Linked DNA regions of Mus musculus: regions 1 and 3 are each linked to region 2. Evidence: chromatin loops called from intact Hi-C (ENCODE). Cell type or tissue: left cerebral cortex. All regions are shown on one strand.

Evidence for each region. Peaks named below come from ENCODE experiments on the same cell type or tissue, not always from the same donor. Only the 100,000 strongest peaks of a DNase experiment are listed, where the experiment ranks them.
Region 1: it touches region 2 in a loop (3-fold over the local background); 6 of 42 quality-filtered maps call a loop at or near these places.
Region 3: a loop joins it to region 2, with 6 times the contacts of the local background. A loop is called at or near these places in 9 of 42 quality-filtered maps.

What each region holds. Positions count from the first base shown.
Region 1 is chr11:49,269,034-49,273,033 of GRCm38, forward strand. It overlaps a transcript of Olfr1393 not described here. Among named protein-coding and RNA genes, the nearest start is that of Olfr1393, 9.1 kb to the right of the region's middle. In left cerebral cortex, a CTCF peak has its summit at 2,473 (motif pointing left); a DNase peak (open chromatin) is centred at 2,474.
Region 2 is chr11:49,535,065-49,539,064 of GRCm38, forward strand. Olfr1382 (olfactory receptor 1382) reads left to right here and starts at 123. Exons shown (of 1, transcript NM_001011790.1): 1 at 123-1,058. The coding sequence starts at 123. The coding sequence ends at 1,058. In left cerebral cortex, a CTCF peak has its summit at 1,801 (motif pointing left); DNase peaks (open chromatin) are centred at 1,774 and 2,202.
Region 3 is chr11:49,188,028-49,192,027 of GRCm38, forward strand. No RefSeq gene overlaps it. Among named protein-coding and RNA genes, the nearest start is that of Btnl9, 2.9 kb to the left of the region's middle. In left cerebral cortex, a CTCF peak has its summit at 1,900 (motif pointing right); DNase peaks (open chromatin) are centred at 1,908, 3,271 and 3,971.

The sequences.
Region 1 (4,000 bases), 270 kb before region 2:
CTAGGCCATCTTTTGATATATATGCAGCTAGAGTCAAGAGCTCTGGGGTACTGGTTAGTTCATAATGTTGTTCCACCGATAGGGTTGCAGATCTCTTTAGCTCCTTGGATACTTTCTCTAGCTCCTCCAAAATTCAGGTGACAGCAGATGCTGGCGTGGATGTGGAGAAAGAGGAACACTCCTCCATTGTTGGTGGGATTGCAGGCTTGTACAACCACTCTGGAAATCAGTCTGGCGGTTCCTCAGAAAATTGGACATAGTACTACCGGAGGATCCAGCAATACCTCTCCTGGGTATATATCCAGAAGATGTCCCAACCGGTAAGAAGGACAAATGCTCCACTATGTTCATAGCAGCCTTATTTATAATAGCCAGAAGCTGGAAAGAACCCAGATGCCCCTCAACAGAGGAATGGATACAGAAAATGTGGTACATTTACACAATGGAGTACTACTCAGCTATTAAAAAGAATGAATTTATGAAATTCCTAGCCAAATGGTTGGACCTGGAGGGCATCATCCTGAGTGAGGTAACCCAATCACAAAAGAACCCCACCCTCTTCCAAACCACTCTCCTTTCTTCTTTTGTGGGCGCTGAGTCCAGCGGTTCTCAACTTCTGGGTCTCGACCCTCGTGTGAGTGTGAGTGTGTGTGTGTGTATACGTGCATGCACACACAGGCGAACGGCCCCTTTCGCAGGGTCGCATATCAAATATCCTGCAGATCAGATATTTACGTTATGATTCATAGCAGTAGCAAAATTAGAGATATGAAGTAGCAACAAAAATAATTTAATGGTTGGGGGTCACCACCATATGAGGAGCTGTTAAAGGGTCGTGGCACTAGGAAATGCCAAGAACCACTGCCTTATACTGTTACCCTCACTTCTGCCTCTAAGATCTCTTCCTCTTTTCTCAGGTCATGGTCGTCTTTCTTTCAACACACGCATGCGCACACTTAAATCAATGTTCTACATGAGAGGAAAGACGGTATTTGTCTTTCTGAGTCTGGCTCATTTCGTGTAGCAAAACAATCTCCGGATCTCTTTACTTCACCCTGAGTGTTATGATTTGATTTTTTTTCTTACAACTAAAGAAATTCCATTGTATGCGCACACCACATGTCCCTTAGGTGTTGATCTGCCTGATGGACATCCAGGCGGCTGCATTTCTCAGCTCTTGTAGACATCAACAATGTAGGCGTACTGGTATCTGTGAGGTATGTAGACCCAGAATCCTTCAGATATATATGCAGGAGTGGCACAGCTGAGTCATATTTTATATTCTATTTCCCTAACTCTTTTTTTAAAAATATATTTATTATATATAAGTACACTGTAGCTCTCTTCAGACACACCAAAAGAGGGCATCAGATCACATTACAGATGGTTGTGAGTCACCATGTCATGCTGGGATTTGAACTCAGGACCTCTGGGAGAGCAGTCAGTGCTCTTAACCACTGAGCCATCTCTCTAGCACTTAGTTCTATTTTCAATAAATAGTGCAGTATAAGACACATGTTCCCACACCATCCCCAGCATTTGTTTTCCTGGCGATAGCCCTTTCGACTGGGATGAGATAGGACATCAAAGCAGTTTTACTTTGCATTTCCTGCTGGCTACAGATATTGACATTTCAAACAGTTTGAAGTATCTGCTGGTCACGTGAGTCTCCTTTGAGGTAGTGTCTATCCAGATCTTCACCCCATTTGATTGGATGATGGTGGGGCGCTACTTTTCATCAGTTCTTTATTTATAAATATTTTAGTAACCATGAAGCAATGTGTTAGTTTCAATACAACTGTGAAATGTAGAAAATTAGAAGCAAATGAAATTCATTCATAATTTCACTTCCTAGATTTAATTTTTAAAATATTTTTATTAGGTATTTTCCTCATTTACATTTCCAATGCTATCCCAAAAGTCCCCCATACCCTCCCCCCCACTCCCCTACCCACCCACTCCCACTTTTTGGCCCTGGTGTTCCCCTGTACTGGGCATATAAAGTTTGCAAGTCCAATGGGCCTCTCTTTCCAGTGATGGCCGACTAGGCCATCTTTTGATACATATGCAGCTAGAGTCAAGAGCTCCAGGGTACTGGTTAGTTCATAATGTTGTTCCACCTATAGGGTTGCAGATCCCTTTAGCTCCTTGGGTACTTTCTCTAGCTCCTCCATTGGGGGCCCTGTGATCCATCCATTAGCTGACTGTGAGCATCCACTTCTGTGTTTGCTAGGCCCCAGCCTAGTCTCACAAGAGACAGCTATATCTGGGTCCTTTCAGCAAAATCTTGCTAGTGTATACAATGGTGTCAGCATTTGGAAGCTGATTATGGGATGGATCCCCGGATTTGGCAGTCTCTAGATGGCCCATCCTTTCGTCACAGCTCCAAACTTTGTCTCTGTAACTCCTTCCATATGAAACAAGTGTGTAGTTGGACTTTGGTCTTCATTAGGCAGGAGTGCCCTCTCGTGGTAATTTGAAAAAATTGCACTAGGCGGGAATTTGCAAGGTCTCTTGAGGTTTGGTTGAATTGACTAGACTCAGAGTTTCTGAAACTGCTGAAGATACTGATGTCCCGCCCCCAGGGCTTCCATCTCTAACAATAGCTGCCCATCTCCTCTCCTGGTCTGGCAGCTCAACAACTCAGTCAGATGGCCACACATTGAAGTCAGTACCTTTCTTCCCTAGCGGAGCCGATACCTGTTTTTCCTTAGGTTCATTCCCTTCTCCCTCAGTTCGTCCTTCTTGCCCCTCCCTCCATTTGTCTTATGTACATGTCATACCTTCTAGAACTTTTCATATGGTTTACTCTTGATATTTTTCAGCCTATCAACTTTGGCTCTGTTGCAAATTAGTAAGTTCTCTATGATTGCTATTCTAAAATACTTTAAAAATACTTTCTTCTTCTCACAAAGTTAAGAGCAAAAAAAAAAAGGCCCTAGTCCTATCACTTAGAAGCCATTGACTAGAAAGACACAGGCAGGAAGCTACACACTTTCTGCAAGCAAACACGTTTCACAGACATTGAGTTGATCTGTTGTGTCCCTGCATTTGTTGGTATGCAAGAATAGGAACAATTCTTTCTCTGGGGAATAAAGTGAATAAAGTTATTGTAGTTTAGAACTTCCAAGATTTATTGTGACAAACCTGTCAGGAAGAAGTAAGATGGAATTGTTTGTCGCTGTGCTGAGCACACAGTGAGCCAGCAGGAAGAAGAGAATAGTCTGTGATCTGGTGGTAAGAGGGCCGCCTACATGTCTAGTCTCTTTTTGCACAGGGGAGAACACTAGTATCCACCCAGTTCCCTTCACTAGTTTATGCTTTCGTCTGTATTCTCTCTCCCCCAAATCCTGTTGTCAGCTCAGAACAGGCTGTCTCCTTTTGGAAGCACAGGCTACCCCACTGTGGGGCAGGGAGGTCAGTGTACCTGTGTGTTCGCCTGGAAACAATTTCTGCCTTCCACCCTTTATCACCACATAGTGTAAAAATTGATCAAAGTGGAGGTTAAAAACTGTATTGATGGAATCCTATCATTCAGTTGGAATGTGGGTTCCCCTTAGGGGGGCAAGAAATGCACACAATTCAAAGTAAGATAATGCTAACTTCTAACCACAGACTCCTGGGGTCCCTCGAAGCTTTGTTTTACTGGAAGGCTTATGCTGAATCCTAGAGGTCTGGGTACCCAGCAGACCTTGATATCAGGAGGTTTTCATACCTTCAAAGCCCAAGGAGGAGCACCTGTCCTTTCCCCTGCACCTCCATCTTTTTTCCTAATTGTAAAATGTATACGCATTACAGACAATGTGGTAAAGATAGTCCCTGCACTTTAATCACTAGCAACATTTCTGTCTTTCACTACTTCTCTGCAAGAATTCTAAGACAGCTATCACGGGAACTGGAGAGTTGGCTCAGTGGTTAAGAGTATGGACTGGTCTTGCAGAGGTCCAAGTTCCCTTCCCAGCATCACGTTGGGTGGTTGACAACTGCCAGCAACTCCAGC
Region 2 (4,000 bases):
CATTTGAAATGCAAATAAAGAAAATATCTAATAAAATGTGTAATTTATGAAGTATCTAAAAAATAGTTCATGTTTTTCATAGGAAGCATTCAGTTGTCTTCTGTTTGTGCAGGTGGGAAAATATGGACTATTTGAACACCAGTTCAGAAGAGGGCTTCATTTTAGTGGGCTTCTCAGACTGGCCTCATCTAGAACCCATCCTTTTTGCTTTCATTTCTATGTTCTACTCTCTGACTCTCTTTGGCAACACCGTGATCATCATTCTGTCTCAACTGGACCTCCGCCTGCACACACCCATGTACTACTTCCTCTGCCACCTCTCCTTCCTGGACCTCTGCTACACTGCCAGCACTGTGCCCCAGCTTCTGGTCAACCTCTCTGGACTTGACAGGACCATCAGCTTTGGAAGGTGTGTGGCCCAGCTCTTCATAATGCTCTCACTGGGAGGCATTGAGTGTGTGCTTTTGGTGGCAATGGCTATAGATCGCTATGCTGCTGTGTGTCGCCCACTCCACTACACAACCATTATGCACCCTGTTCTCTGCAGAGCATTGGTTGTATTCTCCTGGGTAGGGGGCCTTGTGAACTCTCTGATCCAGACAAGCCTTGTGATGACCATGCCTCTCTGTGGACACCAACTGAATCACTTCTTCTGTGAGCTACCTGTTCTCCTGAAGATGGCCTGTGAGGACACAGGAGGAACAGAGGTCAATTTGTTTGTGGCCCGGGTCATAATCTTAGTGTGTCCTTTACTGCTAATTCTAGGCTCCTATGCTCACATTGCCAGGGCAGTGCTGAACATCAGGTCAATGGCTGGTCGCAGAAAGGCTTTTGGGACATGTGCATCTCATCTCATTGTGGTTGCCATGTTTTATGGCTCAGCCATCTCCACGTACCTCCAACCTGTCCACAGGTATTCTGATAGTGAGGGGAAGTTTGTTGCCCTTTTTTATACTGTAATCACCCCCATGCTCAACCCTCTGATCTATACGTTGAGGAACAAGGATGTGAAGGGGGCTCTGTGGAAGGTGCTAGGGAGAGGCACAGACTCCAGGTAGGAGAGCAAACAAGAGCAGAAAATTATTTAGTATTAGGTTACTGTAAATTAATTGATGTTTACTATTGGAATACATTACTCATAAATGTGATTATAGAATCCATCCTTTTATTTTGGAATTTCCCACTTTTTGCTAATGACATTACTAGTTTATTTTATACTATGGAAATAACATGGAACAAATTCAAGAAATTTTCTTATTTGTACATCCCAGGTAGGGTCAGACTAGGTGGCAAAAGCATTGATTCATCACAGTACCCAACTCCTCAGAGTCCGAGGTTTCAGTTTCTAGAGCAGAATCGTGCTGTAATCACAAGCCTTTACCTTGGAACTCAGGACAGCAGCTCACGCCAGTGTGTGCACTGGACTTATCTCGACCTCCAATGGTCTCAAGGGACCAGATTCAGTGTAGGCTGTGCTTCAGTTGTGGTGTTTGTGGCCATCGGTGTCGCATATGACCAGAGCCTTGTCTTGCTCTGGTTAGTCTACCTAGAGCCAGTGGAATTACTTGCTTCTCATCACAGACCCACTGGTTACAAATGAGGCACTTACTGGGATACGGAGAGGATTGTAGCATGAAAGCAACCTTCTTGGGACTCTGCTCACACTTGCTGAACAACACAGCAGCTGAAGTTTGTAGATCTCTCTGGCCTTGTGTCACCCTCTGCCTCTGAAACACTGACACACACCAGTACTGTGCATTTGGCTAACCTGGGCTTAGCCTGCCATCTAGTGCTGAATAGGCAAAGGTGGCTCCAGACTCAGAGAATGCAAAAATCCTGCTTTCAATGTCTGCAAGAACAATCACAAAGTCAGATCTGAAAGGCTGGAATAACCACCTAGATCTTCAGTTCATAAATGATGTTGCCCAGCAATGCACACAAAGAGCGTTCATGGAAACTCAACTTCTCCTCCCCATAAAGGAATCGATGGAGCAAACACTTGGATGGAGAATTTTAAATAAATGTTTAAAAGAAATGAGTCAACAAATACAGACAGTACAGATATAATGCAGAAACCTAACCACCACCAACAACAACAACTTAGAGAGCCAGAAATAATTCAAAAGTCAAACGGAAGGGCTGGGTTGCAGTTCAGGGGCAGAGGATTTGCGGACTATGCGCAAAGCAAGCTCTGGATTTGAGCCCTAAATCCATAATAAAACAGAAAATCAAGCAGAAATCTTTGAGCAGAAAAGGAAACTAAAGAAGACTGACTCTCCTTCCTCAGCAGCTGTCAGTGATCGCCGCCTTTCTGCTAGGGGTGGGAGCACACAAGGCTCTCCCTCTCTGGGCTGGACTGTTGTCTGGTTTAATCATGTGCAGTTCTTGTACTGACAATGTTTTTAATAAGCAGGAAAACCTATCATTTTATCTTATAAAGGAACTCAGATACCTGGAAACACTGATCCCCAAATGCTTCAGATGAAATTATCCCGGAGCTGAGCAGAGGCAACCCCCTAGAAAACACACATAGTTCTTTCACTCACCCAACCCCCTTATTGTGTGTCATCCTCTCAGACTGGAGGCAGGGGCTTGTAGAATCCTGGAAGACAAAGGAGAAATATAAATCTCCCCTGGTCAGGATCTAACAACAAGCTTAGCTCCTATAGGTTCTACTCATTTTGACTCATCAAAATTTCTGGCAAAATAATTGCAATAGCAGGTTACACAAACACCTTCCATGGTGGGCACTAGTGTGAAGAATTTGAATAGCAGATTTCTTTTCTTTTGTCATTTTCAGATTCTATGTAAGTCCGTATCATTTATACAAAATGCCTGTGTATCCAGGTTTTTCAGGTATGTACTAAACATTATTAGCTTCATTAACATATCTTACCCACATTTCCTTGAAAATACAGAAGTCAATATTCACATACCAAAGCTATCAATGGTTCAAGGCATCCTTACTCATAGCTGGCAAACTGTGGGGATAAGCCAAATGACCATCAGTAACTGCATGGATGCAGATTTAATCTATTCATGAAAGAGAACCTTGTCAATCATGTAAAAGAGCAGCAAGCTGAAGTATGCCACCAAGGACAAACCCTAGAAGAACTGAGCAAAGAAAAAGTAGCTTGCATGCAAAGGGTTGTGCGTGCTGTGGAGTGCCTTACTGTGAAGTGTCCAAAGAGACAAAATTACATCAATGGGTGTCTGAAAATGACAGTCAGGATGGTGACTGCAAATGGGCATGAAATGAAATGAGGTGAAAAAAATGTTCTAAAGTGATAAATATACAGAATTGTGAATATACTGAAACATTACAGTGTAAATATTAAGCATATACATTATGTATGGGAAATAAATCTCAAAAAACCTGTTAAAATCAGTGTTAGATGATTATACTGAAAACAAAGCCTATAAATCCAAAAATATTCCCATGCCCTTTCTATATGCAAAACCTTTAAACAGTATAATAATTGCATCTTTTGTACTTTTATTAATGAAATTTGACCTTAGCTGATTTCATGTATGCAGTGTATTCTGATTACTCTCAAGCCCACACTCTCTCTTATCTTCTTCCCACTACCATATCCCCTCTCCTTACAGCCCCTTTTCCCATGTCGATGAGTGTGGGGATCCCTGAGGCCACTGGGTCCAGCAGAATTGATCTGCATGAGGCAAGAAGAAAATCCAATTCAAAGTGACATAGTTAGCCAGTGTTGGTTCCAATTTCTAGAGTCTGACACCAAGCAGTTTATTTTAGCCATACTTAAGCAGGGCACAATTTGGTGAGAAAAAAATTCTGATAATAGTTAACTCAATCATACATGTAAAAAAAAGTTTAAGAACAATTTATATTGTAACTCTCTATAAAGAATACATGGTCTCTTCCATAAAGATGAGTTCTGTTGACTCAAAAACAATGTTCAAGATAGGGATCTAGAGAGGATGACTGAGGTAAAGGTAATAGCCTGTTGGAGTGAGGATTGGCCTGGCC
Region 3 (4,000 bases), 350 kb before region 2:
TCTTCCCAGTCTTCGTGCAGGGGGTCTCTGAGACCGCCATAGCCTGCAGAGTATGGTCCATAGGAGCCGAGAAGGTAGTTTGGTTCAACACAATTAAGCAGCCGATATTGGTTCAAACTTTGGGCGTTTTACCCCCAAGTGGTTTATTTTAGGCATATGAATGCCCTACACATAAATAAATGTGCCTGCAATGGAAATCTGTGTAAAGTGCATATGATGCCTTCCAAAAAGAAAATAGGCTCTATGGATTGAGAAAAACAAGCTTATGATAAGGGTCTGGGGGAGGGTCCTGTGGGGTCTCAGACTCACAGACAGTACAAAGGTCATTAGGCTATTGACCGTGTCTGCTGCCAGCCTTCTGGGCAGCTAACGGGTTATGACTTCCTTCTTTCGAAGGATCAATCCTGTGTTTAGCACTCCAGACTCCCCAGGTGCTTATCTGTGAGCACAAGGACCTCTGGGCCGCCTATATCTCCCTCGTTTTTACTTTTTAAAGAAAAATTATGGTTGTAATAGAGTCCAAGGTTGAATGCATTACCTTCATGGCTGGTATAACTAACTAACACAGGCAAGGATAAAATAATTATAATAATAGCTAACAGAGAATCAAGGAAAGGGCAAAGCCATCTTAACATGATGGGTATTCAGAGGTCACTTGAGAGATTTTATCTCTTTATGCAAATCATGAATTTGACCTTCTGTAATGTGAGAGAAATCTAACACAATAAAGAAACATGTCAGGAAATTGTTGACAACCAAAATAATGCTCCAGCAACAAATTATCTATAGTAGCTTTATTTTGTAAAACTGTGACTCTAAATTCAACCATCTCTGGGTTAATTTCTGATAATATTTTTGCTATAATATTAGTAGTTTTACTACTAATTATATACTATAGTAATTATACAGGCCACTCTCTGTATTCCAGGAATCATTCCTGTGATTGGTAATAAGAAAGCTGCTGTGGATGCAACTATTACAGGGTCCCATAGATGCAACTTGGAGGGAAGTCTCTTAATTCTGCTGATCAATTGTAAAGCTTTCCTGGAAAAATGGATGTAATATGGCCTATCCCACATAACACCATTCACACAGATCCATCCCAAAGGCAGTTGTTTGCCAGAGGGAAGGGTATGGTTAGAGGTGGGATTACAATCAGGAGAGATATAAGTTATATATAATTTAAGATAACATGTAAAGCATATTCAATGTGATTAAAAAACAGCATTGACAGGAATATCAGGGGATCCTGGTGCAGATGGATTCTAATGCATATGAGTAACTCCTATGCTATATATATATATATATATATAATTATTATTATATATATATTATATATATTCCAGGAATAGATGGGTATCTTCTGATGCAAAAAGATTACTCTTGTTAGCTGTCAGACACCAAATGAAGCCAGAGTTTGTTTTATAAATCACTGGCAACAGATAGTGCTATTTTGCAACAATATCAACTTTGGTAAGCAGTATGACAGACAGTATTTTTTATCTTTATACAACTATAATTTCCACTAACAAAGCTTTCTAAAGAGTGATTAATTATGCTAAAATCCACACTATTACACCGGGCTGATCAACTAGATTAGTCCATCCACAATATCCTCCATTAATATTCCATAAGTAACAAAATTTCTTAAGCCATTTGCCTTTATAAATAGGACCGTTATCAGATTTTAGTTGTAATGGGAGTCCTGGAAAGGAAACATATATAATAAATGATAATGGTATCTGAGGTTGCTTCACCCTTGTAAGCAGAAGCAACACATCATATTAGAAAAAGTATCAACTGTTACACGGACATATTTTAAACGTCCAAATTCTAAGATATGAGTAATGTCTGTTTGCCTAATGGTGTTAGGTTTCAACTCTCGAGCATTAATTATGCCAGCAGATGGCGGCAGTGTGAAAGAAGAACGTGATGGTCTGTCGAGCCTGCTCCCTAGGTAAAAAGATTATACCTGTATTTGATGAAGTACCAGAGATTTTTGAGCAGCCTAAAAATAAAGTATTAGAGGTAGGGAATAGGTCAGTGCATAGGTTCGAGCATTATCAAATATTAATGGGCCTGGCAGATTAGATTGAGCATGAATATGAGTTATGAAAATGTTGAGACTGGTTGTCTCTTTGAAGGGAGTAACATTAGTAATAGGGTTGGGTTAAGGCTTGCAGTTTCTAAAAGAGAAACCGTTTGAGCACAATACACAGAGCCAGTTAAAATATTTAGTGGCTGAGAAACAACTAATCAACACTGATTGATTACAGCGAGTTCAGACTGTTGAGTGTACAACCAGCGGTGGGTATAGTCTTCTTTGTGAGGAGTGTGTGGAATTTGTATATAAAACACAAACTCCTTGTCCTTTTGAAGATCCATCCACCTGCAAGACAGACTGAGAACTGTTGCTGCAGGCTCTTTACCAGTAAGCTGTTTAAGATATGCCCTTCTTATCATTGTCAAGCCTATAAGTTCTTATAAGTAAGGAGTTGCAGATCATGGCAGAGAATTATGGTACGCATAAATTTCTATACCATCACCTCATCATTCCAGTAGGTGGTGAGCAGGAAGGAATGATAAGTAATTGATAAGGAAGAAAGGGATTAATGACATGAACATGAAGTATTTGCTACAGCATGATTTAATAAACCAATAGCTCTCTCTGCTTCAGGTGTTATGTTTCTTGCAGCATTTAACTGGGAGTTTCTGGAAAGCAACTTAAAGAATGGAGCCAATCCTCAGTAGTAATAGGCATAGAAGAGTGCTCCCAAATGACGTGGCCATACATTTTTTTGTAAGTAGTCGAGGGTATATTGTTAGGAATGTTTTAGGCTGAGAGGATGATGGCTAATTAATTATTGAGCAATAACATATCCGAAATAATTATGAGGTGATTGCCTTATTTTACTCAGATCTATGTTCAAATTTTCATGAAAGTTATGTACTCATTTAAGTATTGATTAAATGAGCAAGAGATGGGGATGTCTTTCCCAAGATCCCATTCAAAATTCCTACTTCTGATGGGCATTCTGACAGGCAAAGATCCTCTCCCTGTGTGCATATCTCTTACCCCTTAGTTTGAACTTTCATAAATGTCTCGTTGAGGCACATTGGCATGAGGCACATTTCCTCTGTGTGCCTGCTTCCTTTCCAAGCACTCTTACTCCTCCTGGAGTCCAGGGATCCGTGCTTCTTGGCCTGTGACATATTCTGCATTCTAAATGCCAGTGAGTCACTTGGATTGCCATGCAGGAGAGAATTTCATGAGACAGACATAAGTTATGCTTCAAACTGGACTAAGGATTTCTTTTCCATAGCTACTAGCCTTGATCTAACTTTACATTCCAAAATAAGCTCAGCTCAGTCACTGTGTGTTATAATCCTGTGTACTTTCATGTTGACCTAACTTTACATTCCAAAATAAACTCAACTCAGTCACTGTATGTTACGACACCGTGTGCTTTCATGTTGGCCTACCTTTACACTCCAAAATAAACTCAGCTCAGTCACTGTGTTATAATCATTTGTACTTTATTTTCTGAATTTGCAAAATTTTGACATCCTTTCATGTTTTTGGCTTTGAGTAACCTTGCTGAGGTGTTACCTTTTTTTTTTTTTTTTTTTTGCACTGCTCTTGTTTATTTCAGCACTAACATTATATCAATCCAACAGTGGGTTTAACATTTGTATTCTGCTTGCTAAAAATTTGATGTACGAATGTGTCTATTTCTCTCTTTAAACATTTGGTTGCTTTCACTTAAAAAAAAAAAAAAAGTGTGACTTCGGTGTCGTCTGTGTAGCAAGACTGATTTAAAACCCACCGGAGTACGGGGCATTTGTGAAATGTTTTAACCTCTTAGATTTCTGTTTCATATTTTTCCATGATATGTTTGTTCAGCTACATTCAAATGTGAAGTTATTTCAGGCAGTTTAAATATATACCCCATCTGTACTTCTTCCCTTCTTCCCTGTGCCATAGAATTGGGCCAGTTCT